Linked DNA regions of Homo sapiens: region 1 is linked to region 2. The links are chromatin contacts, found by Hi-C or POLR2A ChIA-PET in ENCODE. All regions are on one chromosome and are shown on one strand. Each heading gives the region's core, a stretch centred on a gene start or an enhancer-like site at or near the end of the contact. The rest is flanking DNA. Distances are from core to core; before and after follow the strand shown. Region 1 overlaps KANSL1 (KAT8 regulatory NSL complex subunit 1). Region 2 overlaps KANSL1 (KAT8 regulatory NSL complex subunit 1).

The links. Hi-C counts contacts between places; a loop is a spot of excess contacts on that map. ChIA-PET counts read pairs that join two places held with the same protein, here RNA polymerase II (POLR2A). Pooled maps may share reads with other maps.
Region 1: a loop to region 2 is called in a pooled map, with 2.4 times the contacts of the local background. The contact joins two enhancer-like sites. A Hi-C loop is called at or near these places in 3 of 168 maps with a recorded cell type or tissue (endothelial cell of hepatic sinusoid, head of caudate nucleus and pancreas), 2 of 37 single-sample maps with no recorded cell type and 7 of 50 pooled maps. POLR2A ChIA-PET finds 5 or more read pairs at or near these places in 7 of 52 experiments (Caco-2, GM12878, HEK293 and 4 more).

Annotation. Positions count from the first base shown.
Region 1 is chr17:46,040,914-46,048,796 of GRCh38, reverse strand. The region is part of intron 7 of KANSL1 (KAT8 regulatory NSL complex subunit 1); the gene reads left to right. Among named protein-coding and RNA genes, the nearest start is that of STH, 46 kb to the right of the region's middle. Within about 2 kb of position 4,301, at least 11 of the 41 ENCODE cell types and tissues checked have a DNase peak (open chromatin) inside an H3K27ac peak, as active enhancers do.
Region 2 is chr17:46,118,266-46,125,851 of GRCh38, reverse strand. The region is part of intron 2 of KANSL1 (KAT8 regulatory NSL complex subunit 1); the gene reads left to right. Among named protein-coding and RNA genes, the nearest start is that of KANSL1, 71 kb to the left of the region's middle. Within about 2 kb of position 4,576, at least 3 of the 41 ENCODE cell types and tissues checked have a DNase peak (open chromatin) inside an H3K27ac peak, as active enhancers do.

The sequences.
Region 1 (7,883 bases), core at 3,052-5,551, 77 kb after region 2:
TCTTTACAACTATCTGAAATTATGATTTTTTAAAAATCACATATCAAATGGGGGTGCATGAGCAAAGACATTTTGAAACCACTATTCTAGATGGAAGCCAGCGCTTTCATAATCTGGATTGGTTTCATTGAATTTTCACGTAATCTCATGATCTGTGCCCAGCCTACAGAAGGTAGGAATTTCCTCTCAAATCACTGGTGGGTTTTTGTTTTTGTTGTTGTTTTGTTTTGAGACAGAGTCTCGCTTTTGTTGCCCAGGCTGTAGTGCAGTGGTGTGATGTTGGCTCACTGCAGCCCCCACCTCCTGGGTTCAAGCAGTTTTGTCTCAGCCTCCCAAGTAGCTGGGACTACAGTCGTATGCCACCACGCCTGGCTAATTTTTTTGTATTTTTAGTAGAGATGGGGTTTTACCATGTTGGCCAGGCTGGTCTCCAACTCCTGACCTCAGGTGATCCACCCGCCTCGGCCTCCCTAAAGTGCTGGGATTACAGTCAGGAGCCACTGCACCTACCCTATTGTGTTTTATCAATATGTTAATGAATTATGTTATGGCTGTTTGTGTATTTGCTTTCTGTTATTTAAATTTTAGGGACCAGGCACAGTGGCTCACACCTGTAATCCTGGCACTTTTGGAGGCCGTGGCGGGTTCATCATCTGAGGTCAGAAGTTTGAGACCAGCATGGGCAACATGGCAAAACCCTATCTCTACTAAAAACACAAGAATTAACTGGGCGTGGTGGCACACGCCTGTCGTCCCAGCTACTCAGCAGGCTGAGGTGGGAGGATCAGCTGAGCCCAGGAAGTCTTGGCCGCAGTGAGCCATGATTGAGCCAATGCACTGCAGCCTGGGGAACGGTAGTGAGACCCTGTCTTGGTGGCGGGGGGAGTGGGGAAGGGATGGGATGTAATCTCCCTGAGGATAAGGGCTCCATGCTGTTCTTCATAATATCTCCCAGGTAGTCTGTAAGTTTTTTTTTTGTTTTTTTTTTTTTTTTAATTTTTATTTTTTAGATACAGGGTCTTGCTCGGTGCCCTAAGCTGGAGTTCAGTGGAGTGATCACAGCTCACTGCAACCTTGACTTCCTGGGCTCTAAACAGTCCTCCCACTTCAGCCTCCTAAGTATCTGGGACTACAAGTGTGCACCACCACAACCTGCTTCCCCGCCTCCCGCCCCCTACAAAGATGGGGTCTTGCTATATTGCCCAGGCTGGTTTTGAACTGAGCTCAAGTGATCCACCCATCTTGGCCTCTCAAAGTGCTGGGATTACAGGTGTAAACCACCACGCCCGGCCTGAACTTTTTCTTCAAGGGCCATATGGTAAATATCTTAGGCTTTGCAGGCCATATAATTGATGTCAGTTCATGTCACAACTGCTCAACCCTGTCATTGTAGCACAAAAGCAGCCATAGACAATATGTGAACAAATGAACCTGATTGTGTTGCAACAAAAGTTTATTTATAAAAACAATCATTGCTAACCCTTGTCCTAGAGAGAATCCTTCTAATTGACAGTTGATCAAACATTAGATAACTATAATCCCCTGTTCTGCATCTGTTCTTCAAATGATTGCATTTCTGGCCACCTAAATCCAGTAGATACCGGGATTTTTGGCTTTTGTTACCAAAACCCCCTAGCTGTGATAAGGATGTGGTGTAATATTCCTGTGGCCATGTGATTTCTTGTAAGAGAAAGGAAACAGAAAACCTGGAACACATGGATAGTCAGGAGCTGGTGGAGCAATAAATAAACTTGAACACAATGAGTGGAAAACACTAAAACATTTTCCTCTGTGCTTCAGATTCCAGAGTCACTGACTTTTACCTTCCCTTGCCATTGGATTTATGTAGCCCATGTAACTGCAGTTACTATTTGTATAGCATTTTAAAGTTTGTAGTACTCTTCTCATATTTGTCTCATATGCTGCTTTCAAAATTCTTTTTTTTTTTTTTTTTTTACTTTTGAGACAGTTTTGCTCTGTCACCCAGGCTGGAGTGCAGTCGTGCAATCTCGGGTCACTGCAACCTCCGCCTCCCAAGTTCAAGCAATTCTCCTGCCTCAGCCTCCTGAGTAGCTGGGACTACAGGCACGCGCCACCACGCCCGGCTAATTTTTGTACTTTTAGTAGAGATGGGGGTTTCACCATATTGGCCAGGAGGGTCTTGAACTCCTGACCTCGTGATCCACCCGTCTTGGCCTCCCAAAGTGCTGGGATTACAAGCATGAGCCACCGCACCTGGCTTTTTTTTTTTTTTTTTTTTTTTTTTTTGACAGAGTCTCACTCTGTCACTCAGGCTAGAATGCAGTGGTGTGGTTTTTGGCTCATTGCAGCATCGGCCTCCCAGGATCAGGTGATTCTCCCACTTCAGTGGGTAGCTGGGACTACAGGTGCACACCACCATGCCTGGCTAATTTTTTGCATTTTTAGTAGAGAAGAGGTTTCCCCGTGTTGCCCATGCTGGTCTCAAACTCTTGGGCCCAAGCGATCTACCCATCTTGGCTTCCTAAAGTGCTGGGATTATAGGCATGAGCCACCATGCCCGGCCCAGAAATTTTGTAAGGTGTTACTTCAGTGTTAGTGCTCAAGGAACAGGCTTGGTAAGGTTGTGGCTTATCTAAAACTAAATGGCTAATGGGTTTGAATGCCTTCACAGTTCAGACCCAGATTATCTGATGCCTGTCCTTCCTTTTACTATATTTCAAGTTCCTTTCCAGACAGATTATTAAGAGGAGTCAGATTTTTACCCTTTTTGGGATTCTGGCTACAGACAGCGCCACTAGGAAGACTTAGGAATGTTTGTTGGGTTACTCTCTGAATTACTGTGTTGAATTGTATAGTCTCATACTTGAAGAAGGACAGGAAGCCCGGACACTTAAGCACACTCATTGGATATCACCTGCTAAACAGAACAGTCATTTCTTTGTCAACAGCATTACCACATACAGTTGCAAATAACCTCCCCCACCCTCAGATATACCCAGACTGTGTGTCTCTCAGCTCCTGTTCCATCATTCAGCATCTCTACTAAGAGGTTCCATTTCCCTTGAACATTTTCTGTCCTGCTGACTGCAGGACACTATAGATCTGACATGAATGCTGCCCTGCCGCATACCTTACACCTCCCACACCATCATTCAGAGCAACTACAGGCAGCAATGAGGGGGAATGGAAAGAAAGATAGGGAACACTCCCCCTTTTCTGGTCTTTATGGTTTTTATTTTCCTGCATCTAATCCTATTTGTTTTTCTGTCTATGTCTCACACACACACGAAGAGCTTCTAGCTATGGCCCTGGGGTTTGGACGAAAAAGTTGGTCATTAAATTCTCCTTATGAGACTGTGGAGATATATATATATTTTTACATGTAGGCTCTATTAACTACTGTATTTGCCTGTAGATTAATTACACCTCAGTTGGTTGACCTGAAGACCTGATTACCATGTCTAATATTATTCCTGTTGGAATAATTTTGCTTTGACCCAAACAACTGCCACATTCAGAATGCAGTCCATTTGGAAATCAGAAGATTCCCATGGGTGCAGAGATAGCCAACTCCAAAGGGCACCATTCACATAATATCCCGTGTAAATAACACACCCCCTGAAGTCTTGGGATTCCCTGTACATCATTGTATAGCAGTAAATAACAGTGAAGGCTAGCAGCTTGGCATACGACTGTGTAGGTCAAACATTTGTGTGGTAGATTTTACTACTGGGCCACCCTTACAACCTCTTCTCTAGAAGATGTTTTAAAGTGGCAGGATTTCCAACTTTTTTTTTTTTCATAACAAGGTTAAAAATGATTTTGATTCATTGATTCCATATAGTTACATTTATACCAGACATAAAGGCAGAAAATTGTTTGAATGTGATACTTAGCTGTTTTCTGGCCCCATAGGACAGATATTTTTTTAAGTAGTTTTAGTGCTGTTTCCTAACCAGTTTGTGTAGTTTGTTAGAATAACAACCAACTGCTGCTTTTCATCCTGGAGTTGTGCCTCGCACCTTGACTGTACCTCAGCCCCTCTCATTAAGTGTGTGTGGGTGATAGAAATTGAGGGACTGTGTTATAGCCAACTCTACGCCTGGCTGTGGAAGGTGGAGAGACTAGGGTATAATAACCTGTTAGTATTCCAGCAGGAAGGGGGCTTTGTTTTATCACCTCAAGTAATCAAATCCAGTTAATCCTTAGTTGGAAATGTAGAGGATATATAACCTTGGAGAAAAGCTTGTTAACTTTATAAAAGGGGCTTAATAAGAGCACCACCTGCTGGCCATGAAGATCTGTGGTATTTTGAGAGAGCTTGCCAAACCCTGCACATGAGGCTACAGCAACTTCCCAGCAGGAGGAAGAAGTGAGCATTACAAAACACCCGGAAAAAGTGCGCCTGAGAAAATGGTGGAAAGTAAGGAGCCAGACAGCCAGGTGAATCGTGGAATGTCAGACCCTAGTCATCCTGAAGTCAGGGTCTTCTCATTCATCTTTCATTTTGTTTGAGGAAACAGTAACTTAAGGATGACATTAGTAATTCGTCTTATTTTCCTGTTATTTACCTGATAAGGATCAGCACCCTCTTCTCTGAAAATAGCAGTTTACCTATGTGGGTATGGAATGTAGGAGACCTCTAGCTGAATGGATCTCTGGTGTGTTCTCTTCCATTTCATATCCCTTTTTTTGCTTACTTTCAGGTCCCGTATCCAGTCTATTTTAGATTTTTAACTCTTCACAGAACCTAGGTATTATCACTTACTAGTTAGTATATGAACTCAACCAGCAATTCCTAAGATATCTTTTTTTTTTTTTTTTACTGACTGGGGGATCTAACTGGGTTCCTGTTCACTCTTAACATGGAAGCAATTAAAAGGCAACACAGCAAACTTCTAACAAAGTCTAGCAGCTGGAGTTCCTTAAACTGTTTATACTGGGTTTAAAGAGGAATCGCTCTTGATTCCGCTTAATACGTCAACTGGAGAGTACAAGGTAGTGTTCCATGACTTGGGTTCTACAATGTGCCAACTTGCACTTAAGAGCATTTAGTTGAGGGGAAGGGTTTAGGAGTGGAGTTCCAGTTGAAGAGTCATTGACTAAACATTTTAGAGTTGAGAGACTCATAGCAGTCATATAATCTAGCAGTAACAAATAGATGTCCTTTCTTGTGCCTATTCAAATGAATTGACAGTAACTGTCTGGAGTTATTTAATGTATTGTTTGGGAAGAATCTGAGGTCTCCAGTACAACAGGAAAGACAGCTGTGTTTGTACCTCCAGTACAACAGGAGGGTTAGAGAATGAATGCTAGAATGTTGCCAGCCCTGATCTAGCCCCACTGCCTCATTTCACAGGTGGAACTAAAGCCCAGCTGAATGATTTGTTCTTGCTTTCTCCTTCTACTCGAGATAGAACCAGGACCTGAATCCAGGCCTACTTGTTTCTAGTCATTGCTGTTTTCACTATAACCAGGTCTCTCATATCCCTGTCCCTTTTTTTTTTCCTGGCTTCATTTTCAGATTTGGGAGAACGATGGGGGAAAATAAAAGGAAAAAATAAAATCTATGTTTTTTGGAGTTCCATTACATATATATACAAAACATACACAGCCTTTGCCAAGTGGGAGTAACTCTTCTGCTGACAAAGGGGTATTGTGGGATGGGCAGAAGTGACCTCGTCTCCTTTCTTGAGCCTCTTTTATACATTCCAGCTCAGCCCAGCTTTCAGATTGTTTTACAGGGCCGAATGCTTCTAGACAATGCTTTATTTCCTAGGATTTGGTATAGCTGAGTTTTTAAGTGTGGAAAAGAGTGATTATGAAAAATGTTTGAGAAGACAGCACTGTCCTCAGAGACTGTGTTTTTACACTTGGACAGGTAGCAAATGTTTGTTTTCATTAAAACTTTAATAGTTTTCCTAATTTGTTTCACTGTCATAAAGCCCAGCAATCATGGAGCTGAGGGTGCTTACCCACTGGGAAAAATCATCCCTGAGAATGTTAGCTTTTTTTTTTTTTTTTTTTCCCCAACTCAGATTTTTATTCCAGTCCTGGAAGGCCTAACATTCAGTCCTCGAAGGCATAACATTCAGTGTCATGAAATTCATCATCTATACCATAGGCAGGAGTGGCTAAATTTCTTTTACTCTGCAGAACTGGCTTGGAAAATATTTTGTACTGTCTATTTCTTGGGAGTAATTTGAGAAATAATTGACTTTACTACAGAATCCTCTCCATCCTCTGGATCAGTGAGTAGCCTCAAGGTATATTGTCTAAGAGTATGGGCTTTAGGGTTGTATAATCTTGAGTTTGAAAGTTGGTTGTTACTCATTAAACTATGTAACCTTGGACATAGTTAATGTACCTTTCTGCACCTGTTCCCTATCTTTAAAATAAGCATAATTGTGTTTGCCTCATGGAACTGTTACAAAGATTAAGTGGCACACGCATGATGATAAACACACAGTGCCTGGCAGATAATAATGGGTTCAGTAATGTTAATTTAGACGTCTCTTCCCTGCCTTCTTATCCTCAGTTCAGATTGAGCATATCCTCTGTGCTCTATGGGACCCAAAACCCCATAAGCTTTTAGAAAATATATTAAACAGGCCGGGTGCAGTGGCTCACGCCTGTAATCCCAGCACTTTGGGAGGCCGAGGCAGGTGGATCACGAGGTCGAGATCGAGACCATCCTGGCTAACACAGTGAAACCCCGTCTCTACTGAAAATACAGAAAACTAGCCGGGCGAGGTGGCGGGTGCCTGTAGTCCCACCTACTCAGGAGGCTGAGGCAGGAGAATGGCATGAACCTGGGAAGCGGAGCTTGCAGTGAGCCGAGATGGTACCACTGCACTCCAGCCTGGGCGACAGCAAGACTCCGTCTCAAAAAAAAAAAAATATACACACACACACACACACACACACACACACACAAAATAAATTTCTAATAGTTCTAGAAGACATGCTATCAGTGACTGGAATTTGTAATTATTTTTGAAAGATGGATAAAGACAAGATAACTGTGAAGAAATAAATAGAAAGATAGCCCAAAGCACATGCCAGGAGTAAGTTGCTGTGAGGTGGGAACTGATTACAGGAGGTTTTTGACCCAGAATTAAAGGGCAGAAGGAGTAGTGATAGGACCTGGGCATTTGTCTGGGTGATAAATTTGGACTCATTTTGGAATAGCTAGGTTAGATTTTCCTTTCCTGTCCTCTCACCCCACCAGAGCCTTCTTCCTTGAAGTAGTGGTGTTTCATTCTATTCTGAAGCAGTGGATAGGGACTCTGGCGGGAACTTCTGAGCATGCCCCAAGTGGTTACCGATTCCCAGGAGGAACTGGGAGGTGAGGAAAAATGTGCTGGCTTTTAGATTTGAATATCCCTGGAAAGCTTTGCAGAAGCTTGAAAACAGACTCACACCGCTATCCATGGTGGTGAAATGTCAGAATATTGAAAACATGAAAAGGAAAATCTAAAAGTTGTACATCAGCACCAGAGGTTCCAGTCAGAGTAATAGGCAAGAAGTAAAAAAGGAATACAGATTGGAAAGAAAAGGTAAAACAGTCTCCATTTGTAGATGATGTACTTATGTCTATAGAAAATCCTACTGAATAAACAAGAAAAAGTCTATAACGAAGTAGTTTCACAGGCTACAAGGTCATTATATAGCAGTTTATTGTACTTCTATATACTAGTAATGAAGAACTGAAGTTGAAATTTTAAAAGGTACTATCTTTAATCATTTCCATCTGAGACTTTTGTCAGCCTGGCCTTCACTGCCCGTATTTCTATCAGTATTTTGGTCAAAACCATTTAACAAATCTCTAAGAAGTTCCAGACTTTCCCTCATCTTCCTGTCTTCTTCTGAACCCTGCAAACTCTTCCAACTTCTGCCCA
Region 2 (7,586 bases), core at 3,327-5,826:
TGTAGTATCTCTTTCTGTCCTTTTGGGGTTTTAAAGCTTGAGAATGGAAATGAAATGGACAACAATGATGGTAGAATCTGTTACTAGTGAACATAATCACACTAATTGATCAAAAGGGTACTCTGACATAAGAGTTGGCTTTGTTTTGTTAATGAGCAAGGAGTCCTTATTCTGCCCATTTTATGTTTCCTTTGAATGTAGCTGTCCTGAATAAAGAGTAACCAGATATTACACTGTATATATGATTTGGTACGGCTGGAGATAGGAGCCATACACCCCTTTGGTCTTGGGAGTGGTACCCCCTATATGGACAGATGTATTTGGGATCTAGACTCTAGATTTAGGGGGAGTGCCTTTATTTGTATGAAAATACAGCCATACCTCAGAGATATCACAGGTTCATTTCCAGATGACCACAGTACTGCAATAAAGTGAATATCACACTAAAGTGAGAGACATGGGCTTTTTCTGTTTCCTATTGCATATAAAAGTTACATTTACACTATACTGTAGTCTGTTAAGTATGCAGTAGGCTTATGTCATAATAAATAGTGGACTACCTTAATTTTAAAATATTTATTGCTAAAAGAAATACCAGCGATCACCTGAGCCTTCATGAAGTGAGTCATAATCTTTTTTGCTGGTGGAAGGTCCTATCTCCATGTTGATGGCTGCTGACTAGCCAGGGTAGTGGCTGCTGAAGGTTAGGGAAGCTGTGGCAATTTCTTTCCCTCCCTCCCTCCCTCCCTCTCTCCCTCCCTCCCTCTCTCCCTCCCTCCCTCCTCCCTCCCTCCTCCCTCCCTCCTCCCTCCCTCCCTACCTCCCCTCCCTTCCCTTCCCTTCCCTTTCTTTCCTTCCCTTTCTTTCCTTCTAATTCTCGATTTCTAATTCTAGTTATCTTGCTGTTTCTTCCTCATCTGCAGTTACTTTTTCGACCTGTGTCTTGAACCTCTCAGTTATCCATGAGAGTCAGAGTCAACTTAACTTTGCATCTGTTTCAGTTTTATCACGAGATTGCAGTTCAGTCACATCTTCAGGCTCTATTTCTAATTCTGGTTATCTTGCTGTGTTTTTCACATCTGCAGTTACTTTTTCGAGCAATGTCTTGAACCTCTCGATTATCCATGAGAGTCGGAGTCAACTTCTTCCAAACTCCTGTTGGGGTTGATATTTTGAACTCCTCCCATGAATCATGAGTGACTCAATAGAATGGTGAATCCTTTCCAGAATAATTTTCAATTTACTTTGCCCAGATTCATCAGAAGAATCACTATCTATGGCAGCTATAGCCTTACAGAATGTATTTTTTAAATTATAAGGCTTAGAAGTGGAAATTATTGCTTGATCTGTGGGCTGCACAATGGATGTTGTGTTAACAGGCATGATAACAGGATTTATATCCTTGTACATCTCTTTCAGACCTCTCCGGCAATGGTGCATTGTCAGTGAGCAGCAGTATTTTGAAAGGAATCTTTCTGAGCATGAGGTCTCAATGGTGGACTTAAAATATTCAGTAAAACATGCTGTCAACAGATGTTCTGACATCCTGGCTTTGTTGTTTCATTTATAGAGCATAGGCAGAGTAAATGTAGCATAATTTGTTTTTATTTTATTTTATAGAGACGGGGTCTTGCCGTGTTGCCCAGGCTGGTCTCCAACTACTGGGCTCAAGCAGTTCTCCCTCCTTGGCCTCCCAGAGTGCTGGGATTACAGGCATGAGCCACTGCACCTGGCTGATGTAGTGTAATTCTTAAGGGCCTTAGATTTTCAGAATGGTCAAGGAGCATTGGCCTTCACCTTAAAATCACCAGCTGCATTAGCTCCTAACAAGAGAGGCTGTCCTTTGAAGCTTTGAAGTCAAGCATTCTCCTCTCTTTGAAGACAGGATTTCTCCTTTCTACTCTCTAGCCACAAAAGTTTTGGATTGTGTCTTCCAATAGAATGCTGTTTTTTCTACATTGCTGACATGTTGTTTAATGGAGCCATCTTCATCGATGATCTTAGCTAGATCTTCTGGATAACTTGCCACAGCTTCTCCATCAGCACTTGTTGCTTCACCTTGCACTTTTAGGTTATTGGAGATGGCTTATTTCCTTAAACTTCGTAAAGCAGCCTCCGTCATCTTCAGACTTTGCTTCTGCAGCTTCCTCACCTCTCTCAGTCTTCATGGAATTGAAGAGGATTAGGGTCTTGTTCTGGATTAGGCTTTCAGTTTAATGGAATGTTGTGGCTGGTTTGATCTATACAGACCACTAAAACTTTGTCCATATCAGCAATAAAGCTGCTTCTCTTGCTTACGATTTGTGTGTTCACTGGAGTAGCACTTTTTAAATTTTCTCCAAGAACTTTTGCATTTACAAGTTTGCTAACTGGTACAAGAGGCCTTACTTTCAGCCTATGTTGGCTTTCAACATACCTTTCTCAGAAGCTTAATCACTTCTAGCTTTTAAAAAATATATATTCTTTTTCTTTTTTGAGATGGAGTCTCGCTCTGCCGCCCAGGCTGGAGTGTGGTGGCACGATCTTGGCTCACTGCAACCTCTGCCTCCCGGGCTCAAGTGATTCTCCTGCCTCAGCCTCCTGAGTAGCTGGGACTACAAGTGCGCAATGCCACACCCACATAATTTTTGTATTTTTAGTAGAGAGGGGGTTTCGCCATGTTGGCCAGGCTGGTCTCAAACTCTTGACCTCAGGTGATCCGCCTGCCGCCGCCTCCCAAAGTGTTGGGATTACAGGCATGAGCCACTGCGCCCCGTCTCTAAAAAAAATTCTTTTCTTTCAGCTATTTTACCAGAAAACATCCGCAAGTGTCTATTTCTAGCTTTTGATTTAAAGCGAGAGCTGTAGACTCTTCCACTTGAACACTTAAAGGCCATTGAGGAGTTACTAATTGGCCTAATTTCAATATTGTTGTGTTTCAGGGAATAGGGAAACAAGAGGAGAGGGAGAGAGACAGGGGAATGGCCATTCAGTGGAGTAGTGAGAACACACATTTTTATCAGTTAAGTTTTCCATCTTTTATGGGTGCGGTTCGTGGTACCTCCAGAAATTACAATGGCAGTGTCAGAGATCACTGATCACAGATCATCATAACAGATAATGAAAACATTTGAAATATTGTGAGAATTACCCAAATGTGTCACATGGACATGAAGTGAGTGCACGCTGTTGGAAGAATGACGCTAATAGACTTGCTTGATGCAGGGTTGCCATAAACATTGAATTTGTTTTTTTTTAAAACAGCATCTGCAAAGTGCAGTAAAGTGAAGCTTTACTTGCTTGATGAGGTTAGATTACTTCAGTTTCTAACCCACTTTTGTAGTCGATAGGAGATCACCCCCATTATTTCTCAGCCAGTTAATCTCGTGGTACTTTTGTTAGGAATATGATTAAAAGTGTTTCATATTTCCAGTATGAATACTTGTTTAAGTATTTATGGCTGAATGCATCTTTATCTTTATGATAGCAGCCTAAATATGCTTGTGTCCTACCCATAGATCTGTTCCTAAGTGTGGTATGCTTTGTGGCTGTGTTAGTGGCTAGAAAACAGATGGGGACATCCCGAAGGCAGCAGGCTAGTCTCCTCAAACTGTAGACATTTTTTTCTGATAGAGGGGCTTGAAGCCTTTAAGAGAGTCAAAGGAACTTCTGTGTTTCCAGAATCAGTTACTGATTTGTTGAGAATTGGGGCTTTATTTTTTTAGACTGTAGTTGCTAGCACCTGTATGTCACCTTTAGGAACCTTGACAGATGGTCCCCAACTTACTATAGTTCAAATTATGGTTTTTCAACTTTATTATCGTGTGAAAACTGGAAACTGTACTTTGAGTACCCACAGCCGTTGTTTTCACTTTCAGTACAGTCTTCAGTAAATGAGTTATTCATGCTTTGTTATAAAATAGGCTTTGTGTTAGATGATTTTGCCCAACTGTAGGATAATGTATGTGTTCTGAGCACGTTAAGGTAGGCCCAGCTAAGCTTTGATGTTCAGTAGGTTAGGTGCGTTAAATGCATTTTCATCTTATGATATTTTCAAATTATGATGGGTTTATTGGGACAAAACCCCCATTGTAAGTTGAGGAGAATCTGTACACCATAGTTTATTCATTCAACAAATAATTACTAAGTGCTTTTTAAGGCCAGAAACCTCAGTTGCTGCATTTATTTTCTAGTGGGGTGGGGGGGTCAATAAAATAACAAAGTAGAATATATATTTGGTTGCAGCAAATGCTATGCAGAAAAAAATAAAGCAGGTAAGAGGGATAAGGAGTACAGGGGAAAACAATGCAGTGATAAATAGGGTCATCAGGGAAAAAGGCCTAACTATGAAAGTGATATTTGTGTCAGGATGTGAAGTCAGCTGTGTGAGCATTTGTGGAAGATATTTTGGACAAAAAGAACAGCCAGTGCCAAAACTTTAAGGACAGAGACTGCCTGAAGTAATCCGGCAAGCAAACCAGTGTAGCTTCAACAGCAAGTGGTGAAGAGGACACAGGAGGTGAAGTCATAGACAGAAAAGGGAACTGAGGTAGGTGGAGACAGGTTGTGTGGAACCTAGTAGGCCTGTTGTGAGGATTGTAGCTCTTGCTCTAAGGTAGAATGCCAGTTCCTGCTTTGAGTAGAGGAGTGACATGATCTGATTAGTTTGTGGACAGAAGCAAAAAAAAAAAAAAGAGTTAGGGGGCTACTATAATAACCTAGTGAGAGAATGGTGTCTTGGGTTCCAGTGGTGGTGGTAAAGTGTGAGAATTAAGGTTCAATTCTGGATATATTTTGAAGTTAGAGCAGGTAGGATTTGCTGATGGGCTGGATGTATGGGTTATAAAAGAGGAAGGAATTTTTGGTCTGAGCAAGTGGATGGAAGGTATTGCTCTTTACTGAGATGGGAAGACTGGGAAAACTAGGTGGGAGCAGGGGAGAAGATCGGAGTTCAGTTTATGTTACTGTGATAAAGATAATGAGATGCTGAAACATTCTCTCTTTGAATCTAGCTGTATTTTTTGGTATTGCATATTGTAAAATTTCGTGGTAAGTACATGTTTTACATTTGTCAAAATTCAAAACAAAGCGAACCTTGATGTAAATGGACTTTGGTTAATAAGAATATGCAAGTATTGGCTCATTAAGTATAATAAATGTGCAAAGGAAATGGAAGGGAGGGTATATGGGTACTCTGCTGTCTACTCAGTTCATTAAACCTCAAATTACTTTAAAATATAGTCTATTAATTTAAAAAATTAATCATGTTAACTTACACTATCATGTTTTCTTTGATTGTTGAGGTCATTTCTGGGGGTCTGTCTTTTATTTAGTGACAGCATGTTGACTTGCCCCTCGCTCCCACTTGTTTCTGACATAATTTCATACCAAGCATATATCCACAGTAGACCTCCTTTCTTTCATGGAAATGCACAGCTTATATAAATATATTGTAGAAAATTGCTGCTTTTACTTAGACTAAAAGACACAAGAGTCCCCTGTAACAAACAGCTTGAAGTTATTTCATTTCACTGAGGTTTGTACAGGGTTCCTGAAACTGTCCTGTTTCAGGAGCTGCCAGATAACCTGATCCTAGAGTGAAACTCACTTTGGCATTCAGATTTTGTCTATGTTGATATACCTCAACAGTTTAAGATTCTTTTTTAACTTACATGGCTCCATGAAAGAGGGATGTGATGTTTCAGTGTTCAGTTTTGGTAGCTATTAATTATCCCTTGTAGCCTTCCACTTAGAAGTGATACTTTCAGATTGAACATTGTTTCTTAAGTTTTTTCCTTTCCACCCCTCTCTCTTCTTCTTCAGAAATAAAGCTCTGCATGTGTGTTGGTGTGTTTTAAGTATAATTTTTAATCTGTTTGTGGAACCACAGAAATGGATCCAAGAGGTAGGTAAGGTCTTAAATTGAATTTGATGTTAAATAAGCTGGCCTTTGACCCATAGGCAATGAGTGAGGAGCACCGTTGGGTGTAAGACTAGAAGCAGAAATACTAGGCATTTTAGAGGCCAGGTGAAGGGTGAATAAGGACATTTAGGTCAATTGAAATAAAAAGAAAAAGACAGATGTGAAATGTAGAAGGACTTAATTATGGTAGGAACTTAGTGATTTGGAGCCTGGCAGCCTGAGCAGGAAGGTGAAAACATTGACAGTAGGCAAGTTTAGAGGAAGAGCTAGTTTTAGATGAAAGATTGGAATTTGTACAAGTTGAATTTTAGATGAAGTGTAGTGGTTAAAATTCAGGACTCTGGGCCGGGTGTGGTGGCTCACGCCTGTATCCCCAGCGCTTTGGGAGGCCGAGGTGGGCAGCTCTCTTGAGGTCAGGAGTTTGAGAGCAGCCTGGCCAACATGGTGAAACCTCGTCTTTACTAAAAATACAAAAATTAGCTGGACGTGGTGGCGTGCACCTGTAATTCCAGCTACCCGGGAGGCTGAGGTACGAGATCAGTTGAACCTGGGAAGCGGAGGTTGCAGTGAACCAAGATTGCGCCTGGGCAACTGAGCGAGACTCCCCATCTCAAAAAAAAAAAAAAGAAAAAGAAAATTGAGGACTCTGGAGCCAGATTACCCGTATACAGATGTAGATTTTACCTGTGCTTGCTTCTCTGACAAATGACCTAACCCCTTGACAAATGACCTCTTTTTCTCCATCTGTAGTATGGGGATAGTAGGCACCGTTTCATAGAGTTGTTATAATGATGAAATGATGAAAAGTCATGTAATGTTGTAGCACAATGCCCGGAACAAAGGAAGCATTCAGCAAAAGCTGCTATGTATAGGATCCAGCTGGAGAAAGCAAATTCAGTAGAAAATATTAAGGCTGGTGATACACATTTGTTAGTCATAAAATATTGGAGCTACGTGGGATCTTTTACCACAATTTTTGTTTACCCCTGTTATTTTATCCATGAAGTGTAGAAGAGGTCATTAAACCTTGAGAAATGGATAAGGCCCATGAGAAAGAATGTAGAATAGAAAATTTGGACTAGCAACTTAATCTAGGATTATTCTTAAATTTAGTGTAGGGCAATGGTTTTCCACCTCTGATAGAGGGAAGCAGTGCACTGACTATTGGTTGTTTATCCGTCGGCTTTTCTACTCTTCCTTGCCTCCCTCCCCCATTAATGGAATCTCCAATATTGTTTAAGTATCCTGTAATTGTGTAATTCAAAGGATGCTAGGCCTCTCTCTGGCTTCAGCAAGGAAAGTTCATCAAAATGTGGTCTCTAGACCATCAAAGTGTAGTCTTTGGACCATCACCTAGAAATCTGCTAGAAATGTAAATTCTGGGACCCCATTTCAGATGTCCTGAGTCGGAAACTCTGGGGGTGGGGCCCACCAATCAGCGTTTAGCAAGCCCTGCATGCTTAAAGTTTGATCTCTAGTGTAGGGCTTCCAACTGAGATAACTTTAGAAGATAAAGCATCTAATGTAAATGAACCAAGCTTTCAGATTAGGGATGATTTTGAACTGTGTATCATGTGCCACATCTGAAGGGATTGGCTACTGTTTAGCTAATAGTCATTAAGAGGCTTGCAGACCCAGTGCTGGCAGATCTTGTGTTTGTGTGCAATAGATTTTAAAATGCTGG